3 separate regions of the Homo sapiens genome follow, and regions 1 and 2 are each linked to region 3. A link is a loop called in an ENCODE intact Hi-C map of the cell type or tissue named here. Cell type or tissue: mammary epithelial cell. All regions are shown on one strand. Region 1 has its middle 150 kb from the start of CABLES1. Region 2 overlaps CABLES1 (Cdk5 and Abl enzyme substrate 1). Region 3 overlaps SLC35D4 (solute carrier family 35 member D4).

Evidence for each region. A loop is a pair of places that touch in the nucleus more often than their neighbours do. Peaks named below come from ENCODE experiments on the same cell type or tissue, not always from the same donor. Only the 100,000 strongest peaks of a DNase experiment are listed, where the experiment ranks them.
Region 1: it touches region 3 in a loop (2.2-fold over the local background); 4 of 110 quality-filtered maps call a loop at or near these places.
Region 2: it touches region 3 in a loop (6-fold over the local background); 2 of 110 quality-filtered maps call a loop at or near these places.

The regions. Positions count from the first base shown.
Region 1 is chr18:23,280,763-23,283,262 of GRCh38, reverse strand. It overlaps a transcript of SLC35D4 not described here. Among named protein-coding and RNA genes, the nearest start is that of CABLES1, 150 kb to the right of the region's middle. RefSeq lists an enhancer at 1-549. In mammary epithelial cell, no CTCF peak of the experiment used is centred here; a DNase peak (open chromatin) is centred at 1,032; H3K27ac peaks cover 860 bases.
Region 2 is chr18:23,189,994-23,192,493 of GRCh38, reverse strand. The region is part of intron 2 of CABLES1 (Cdk5 and Abl enzyme substrate 1); the gene reads right to left. Among named protein-coding and RNA genes, the nearest start is that of CABLES1, 56 kb to the right of the region's middle. In mammary epithelial cell, no CTCF peak of the experiment used is centred here; no DNase peak of the experiment used is centred here.
Region 3 is chr18:23,377,730-23,380,229 of GRCh38, reverse strand. The region is part of intron 5 of SLC35D4 (solute carrier family 35 member D4); the gene reads left to right. Among named protein-coding and RNA genes, the nearest start is that of SLC35D4, 59 kb to the left of the region's middle. RefSeq lists an enhancer at 1,947-2,076. In mammary epithelial cell, a CTCF peak has its summit at 1,210 (motif pointing right); DNase peaks (open chromatin) are centred at 1,209, 1,649 and 2,349; H3K27ac peaks cover 1,295 bases.

The DNA.
Region 1 (2,500 bases), 97 kb after region 3:
CTCCCACGTTGGCCTCCCAAAGTACTGGGGTTACAGGTGTGAGCCACTACGCCCGGCCTTCCTTTACTTTCTTAAACTTGCTTTCACTTTATGCACTTGCCCCGAATTATTTTTTGCGTGATGTCCAAGAACACCCTCTTGGAGTCTGGATGAGGACCCCTGTCTGGTAACATTACAATCTCTGTTTTAATGTGAATGCTGGTCAGTTACACCTGAATTCCAAAAGGTAGGGGGTATAACAAGGTGTGTCAGACCTCTTTTCCAGCCATGGCTGGGAATTCAGTTTCTCAGGTTTCTCGGGGGTCCCCTCAGTCAGTTGGAGGGCTTAGGATGTTATTTTTGATTTACAGCACCCACCATGCACAGTGCAGGTGCCCCCTATCTGTATGTCACCTACTCATGACCCTTAAGGGGCCAGCACACAGATGAGGCCTGCGAGCCCCTGACAGGGCAGGACACTTCCCCAGGGTCATGCATTCTGCATTTCTAAGCCAAGATTCTAAAGCGGCTTCCAAAACCAGCCCTCCCTCTCACCTCCCCATGTGCCAAGTTGTTCCTGGGCATTGCCCCCCACTCCCACCCCTACCCTGGGGTCACTGGGTTGTGGACAAACCAGAGGAGACAAGCTCCCCACAGACAGCCCTCACTTGGGGGCCCCAGGGTACTGGTGCTTGGCCCAGGCGTTGGCTGCCTGCAGGGCAGCTCCGGATCCTCGGACCCAACAGCAAACCACTGGGGAGGCCAAGCCATTCTGCGGCTTGCACAAGGCTCCCTCTATTCTGGAAACATCTCAGAGATGGCAGACATTCCGTGCTCCCCAGTGAGCCGAGCGAATCTTTGCTCCTGCTGTCAGCTGATTTTCAGTGGCCGGACTCGCAGTGGTTTACCGTTAGTAAAACAAACAATGGCATATAAACCTAGGCCAGTTCTATCCAGGATCAACTGGGGGGGAGTCTGAAGGAACTCCCCTGCCACCCAACTTCCTTGGCAGCAGAGGGTAAAGTCTCATTTAAGCAGTTGCCTGAGGCAAAAGGAATATTTGAGTCATTGATTTCCTGCTCTCTGTGAAAGGCCCGCAGGATTAGCAAAGGCAAAGTGTCTGCACATGTGTCTTCGTGCCCTGATTGAGCCTCGGGGAGCCGCGGAGGCCCTTGGGATTTCAGGAGTCAGTGCAGGCACCACTCACCTGGGCCAGTTGATTTGCATGGCAAATAGAAGTTAAGTGGAGCTGTTAATGAAAAGGGCTCCTCTAAGTGGGAGATGGAACCAGGGTTCTGTCCCAGGCATTCTCACTATCCTGGAAAGTGATTACAATCAGCCGTTCATTTATTTCCTCATTCCTTCTTTCATCAGATACAGATTGGATGCCCACTGGGTGCTGGTCTTTGTTACAGACGTCTCTGCTTTGTCTAGGAGGGCTGTTCTGCCACCTGGCCAAAGCAGCCACTCCTGTTGCTGGAGGCTGCAGGCCCATTGCACTGAGTTGTCCTCGAGGCAAAATCTCTCTGGTTCTGGCAGAAACAACTCTGGTGACTTTCTTTGTGATTGTAGACTTAAAGCAAACACACGCTCCCTGTTCTCAGGGAGGCCCTGTGTCTTCTTAGACACACAGAGATTTTTAAAAAATAACAGCTTTGGCCAGGCATGGTGGCTCACTCCTGTAATCTCAGCATTTGGGGAGGCCACGGCAGGCAGATTGCTTGAGCTCAGGAGTTCAAGGCGTCTGGGTAACCTGGTGAAACTCCGTTTCTACTAAAAATAAAAATAAAAAAATTAGTTGGGCGTGGTTGTGCACGCCTGTGGTCCCAGCTATTTGGGAGGCTGAGGTGGGAGGATCAGTCAAGTCCAGGAGGTCAAGGCTGCAGTGAGCTCTGTTTGTGCCACTGCACTCCATCCTGGGTGACAGAACAAGATCTTGTCTCAAAAAAAAGTAAAATAAATAAATAACAGCTTCATAGAAATATAATTCACATGCCCTAAGATGTACCCATTTGAAGTGTACAATTCAGTACACTTTAAATTCAGTAGTTTTTAGTGTATTCACAGAATTCTGCAACCGTTATCACTATCTAATTGTAGAACATTTTCTTCACCTCAAAAAGAACCCCCATACCCATTGTCATCCCACCCTCCTCCCCTCCACTGACCTAGGCAGCCACAAATCCACTTTCTGTCTCTATGGATTGGCCTGTTCTGGAGATTTCATATGCACGGGATTGTGCAATGTGTGGGCTTTTGTGTTAGGCTGAGGTTTTTAAGTGGTTCATGTACCTCTATTAAAAGCTGCCTTCCCTACCTGGGGGTGGGGAGAGGCGTGGGTGGGAGTCCTCCACGCAGGGCATGGAAAAATTGGGGGTGGGACTCAGGGACCCTGGAAGCTGGAGATAGGTGAGGGAGCTCCAGAAGAGGAGACGGGGGGGCATGGTCAACACTCTTCCAGAAACCTGGTGGCCAGGTTTAAGTTTTATTTTTCAGCTACTGCCCTATGTTATCCTCAGGC
Region 2 (2,500 bases), 190 kb after region 3:
GCAGGAAGCTGGGACTGACGCCAGCACAGACGAAGGATGGCCTGAGTTGCTCTCTGCAGAAAGAGGGGCCCCAGATTCCTCAGCCTTCTTCTGGAAGTGGAAAGCCACAAAAGGGCCACAGGTGGCTGTCTGTACCAGCAAAGGAAGGAGCTGAGGCTGTGATCACTTTAACAGCTGCGGCCACCAGCATCCATCCACCCAGTCTGGAAAACCAGGGCAGGTGCCGATGGCAGCCACGTTTGCTGCAAACAAATAGAGGTTTTTCTTGACAACTAGTAGAGACGGCTTAACTCCTTATTTTTGGACACCAGGTAACCACTAGGCAGGTGCAAAACTTCTCAGTCCAAGTCCTCTCATGACGCATGCTCAGTTCTTGGAGTTACAGGTAGATACAGGAAATCCACTAACAAACCACGATGTGCTAGAGGAAAGTAGGACTTTTAACAGGGTAACTTAACAAGATGTTTTATTTCCATATCAGCACCCAATTCTAACTGCACATACACCTTACTAATCTAGCCCTTCATTAAGCAAGCTGTTTGTTGTGTTGCCTTTTTTTTTTTTTTTTTTTTTTTTTTTTTTTTTTTAAGCATTCAACCAAATCACCAGGGAATCTAAGAAATGCTTTAAGAGAATTGTGGCGTTGGCAACAATTGCCAAGGAACTGGAATACCGGGCGCTCAGGTTGGCAGGTTAAGCGAAGAATGAATTAATTTCACAGCCGCCTGCAACAGCGTGTAAACATCCATTTAAAAACATACATTTTAAGTGATGCAAAATTAAATTAGCATAGAATTAAATTAAAAACTAATTTAATGAAAGATTAGCTCTTTCTTGTTAGCACTGATTACAGGATATACTTAATTATGCAAAAGGTTTAATAGATTCCTTGGAGCCATTTGTTCTTCTGCTAAGCTTAAAAGCAAGTTGGGCTAATAGCCTTCCACCCCCACAGTTCCCAAAATACTTCAGCATCATTATTGGTGTTACCATTTCACAGACCAGAGAAGGCTTCAGCGATCAGCCAATTGGTCTTCCCATTTTATAGATGGGAAAACTGAGGCCCCAGAGACACTAAGTCAATTTACAATGCTACATACCCAGTTGGAGTCAGGCTAAGAACTCAGGTTCCCAGGCTCTCAAACTAATGTCTCTTCTTCTACATCATGCTAATATAACTCCTAGGAATAAGTGAATGTCTAAGTAAATATGAGAACAGTTATGCTTTTTAAGTTCTCTTTTTTTTAAGTTTTCTTTTTTAAGAAACTCCAGGCTAGAGTGCAGTGTTGAGCATAGCTCATTTAAGTCTTGAACTCCTGGGTTCAAGCGATCCTGTCGCCTCAGCCTCCTGAGTAGCTGGAACTACAGGTGCACATCCATGTGCCTGGTTAATTTTTTTTTTTTTTTTTTTTTGTAGAGATGGGGTCTCACTACATTGCCCAGGATGATCTCAAACTCCTAACCTCAAGCAACCCCTCTGCCTCAACCTCTCAAAGTGCTGGGGTTACAGGTGTGAGCCACCGTGCCCAGCCAATATGAGAACCTTATTTATTTATGTATTTTTGTGTTGACTGATTGATTGTAGACATGGGGGTCTCACTACATTGCCCAGGCTGGTCTTGAACTCCTAGACTAAGCAATCTTCCTGCCTCCACCTCCCCAAGTGCTAGGATGATAGGTGTGAGCCACTGCACCCGGCTGAGAACTTTTTTAAATCAAAAAAAGGTCCTTTAGTGGAATAAACACTTGATTTCTAAAACTCTTCTGATTTCTGACATTCTTAGAATTTTATAATAACAAGATTTGAGGTTCAGTGCAGTATTCTGTGAACGCTGGTACAAGTCACAGTTGAGGCCAACAAGCATTTTTACTGCATTCATTTGTGCTACCACAAGGCTGAGGACCAGTCTGGGTGGATTCCGTGAAGAGGGGTGACAGCGCACCAACCAGGAACGCAGAACCCACGTCCTCCTCCAGCCTCTCCTCGACACCTCGAGACTCAAGGACACTGCATCCCGAGGCTCAACAGCCCTGCCTGGGAATTCCTGAAGAGGGGAGAGCCCTCTGTAGCCGGTACCCCGAGTCACCCGGTTTCCTTCGGCTCACAGTGGCCACGTTGTTCCAAGGACCATGGCTTCTAGTAGCCTCTCGAAACTCCAGGGGCTTCTCAACGTTATTCATGGATTTTCCTGTGGCAGGAGTGAGGGAGCACCTCAGTCAGATCGCGATGTCACTCACTCTAACACCAAAGCCAGCCACTCAGTGCGCCTGCGAACACCTCTCCTGCATGCTCGCTGAGTATGTGGACCAAGGCCAGCTCCCTCATTTGACTTTCAGCGTAGCTTTCTGTATGACTCCTGCAGGGAAATGGCCTTCTCCCACTGAACTGCTCCTCACAGAGTAACACTTGTTCCCAGGCCGCGTTTGCCACACAGCCACATACCACACATCCTAGGAGGCACCTGGAGGTTACCCACGCTTTGAAAAAGACTCCAAAAGT
Region 3 (2,500 bases):
TCAGTACATGCAGAGCCCTTAGAACAGCACCTGGCAGTGTGAGTAGCCCTCACAGTTCAGTTAGCTAACCCAGAGGAATGTCAGCTATTTATTGTTAATTTTGGCAGCATGACTTCTTTTTTTTGTTTTGTTTTTGAGACCGCCTCACCCTGTCGCCCAGGCTGGAGTGCGGTGGCGTGATCTCAGTTCACTGCAATCTCCGCCTCCCGGTTCTAAGCGATTCTCCTGCCTCAGCCTCCCGAGTAGCTGAGATTACAGGTGTGCGCCACCACACCTGGCTAATTTTTGATATTTTTAGTAGAGACGGGGTTTCGCCATGTTGTCCAGGCTGGTCTTGAACACCTGACCTCAAGTGATCTGCCCTCCTCGGCCTCCCCAAGTGCTGGGATTACAGGCATGAGCCACCACCCCTAGCCCTTTGGCAGCATGACTTTTGAGGAGTTATAATAACCCATTTAGAACCCTGAGACCTCAGTAGGACTTGTTGCTAGGTTATTTTGGACTGAGTATCCTGAAAAGGAAAATGACTGCCATGAACTCAGTCATATCCAGAGCCCTGGGAGATGGAGCTAAGTAATGAACATATTGCCTGTTTTTACTCTCTGTATCCCAGGATCTGTGTGCTCTTTTACTCCCCTCCATGGAAGGGGCCTTTTCTTTTGGCCTGAAACATTAGCCCTGGAAGTTACTGGGTGAACATGCTATTCACAGAAGTGGAAGAGCATCCCTTTAGTCCCTCCTCTCAATTTCTGCTCTTACACTAGGCTGTTGAGGTTTTGGTTACATTTAGCTCTATTTTGAGTAACTGCTGGGCATGGTGGTTCAAGCCAGTAATCCCAACACTTTGGGGGGCAAAGGCAGGCAGATCACTTGAGGCCATGAGTTCAAGACCAGCCTGGCCAACATGGTGAAACCCCATCTCTACTAAAAATACAAAAATTAGCTGGGCATGGTGGCACACACCTGTAATCCCAGCTACTTGGGAGGCTGAGACAGGAGAATCGCTTGAACCCAGGAGGCAGAGGTTGCAGTGAGCCAAGATCACGCCACCGCACTCCATCCTGGGCAACAGAGCAAGACTCTGGCTCAAAAAAAAAAAAAAAAGAATTTTTGAGTAACACATTTATCATACCGGGGGCAGTTACGCAGGTGTGAGCCAGATCACCTTTGCCCTCCTCCTTTCAGCTCTTGAGGGCTAACTTCCCAGCAGATGGCAGTACAGCACGGTTGGCCTCGCGTCCTGTGCTCTGCAGAGGCAGGGTTGGACAAAGATCAAGATTAGAGTCTAAAGTTGCAAAAATAGAATCTGTTCATTAAAACAGGGGAAACTTTATTATTTAGGCACACATGAAAACTTAAGGTAGCCTTTGTAGTAAGCCACATGTTTCTCTTGTCAGCGCTTCACGTCTAAACAATATGTTCATACTTCACACTGCCTGAACTAGCATCAAAAATTGTAGTTTGTTCCCAGCTAGCAGAATAATCCTTCTGAAATGTTTAGAATTAATCAAAAGTTTAATTGTACCTGTTCATTTCCTCTATCAAATATAGAAGAAAAATCTGTGTCACCCTCTGCTAACATGTTACTCTCTGCTAACATGTACAAATGAGTTCTCAGTACAAAAGTCTGATTTCATTAAACTGACTCATCAAAAGGAATTATAAGGGTGAGTCCAAATCAGAATGTCTTCATTACAGGTAATTTAAATGCCAAGTTTATATTCCTCCAGTCTGCCTTTTTTTCCCTTGTCTCTCGGGATGGAGTAAAATGTCCCTTCTCCTTTTTTCTGTTTTTTAATTTTCATATCACACCAGATAGTTTATAGGACTGCTCTGAGTCAGCTGGATTAGTGAATGGAATATTTAAAGAGACAGAACTAAAATAGAAGTTGAGGTTGGGTGCAGTGGCTCACGCCTGTAATCCCAGTGCTTTAGGAGGCTGAGGCAGGAGAATCGCTTGAGGCCAGGAATTCAATACCACTGAGCAACATAGTGAGATCCTGCTGCTACAAAAATGAAAAAAAAAAAAAGAAAGAAAGAAAGAGTAGCCATACATGGTGGCTCATGCCTGTAGTCCTAGCTACTCAGGAGGCTGAGGTGGGAGGATTGCTTGAGCCCAGGAGTTTGAGGCTGCAGTGACCATGTCATTGCACTCCAGCCAGGGCAACAGAGTGATACTAGATAGATAGATAAATGGATAGATAGAACAAGAGCTTAATTGCTTTTTAAAATACAGGTTACATCTATTTCTTTCTCTCTCCTCTTCTTAGCATGTAAGATTTTTGAAGACACAGCCCCAGCGTCATTTTATCTTTCACGAGTAAACATCATTCTAATGGTGAAAGTACTTTGCTGAAGTGACTCAACTCTGGAATTCTGAGTCATCCTTCATTTGGCCCAAGCAGAAAAAGCCTCAATAAATACTAAAGTGCAGCAAGCTGTTAAGCTCTTGATAAATCTACTCATAATTTATTTGCCTCTTGATCAAAATGTTTCCTTT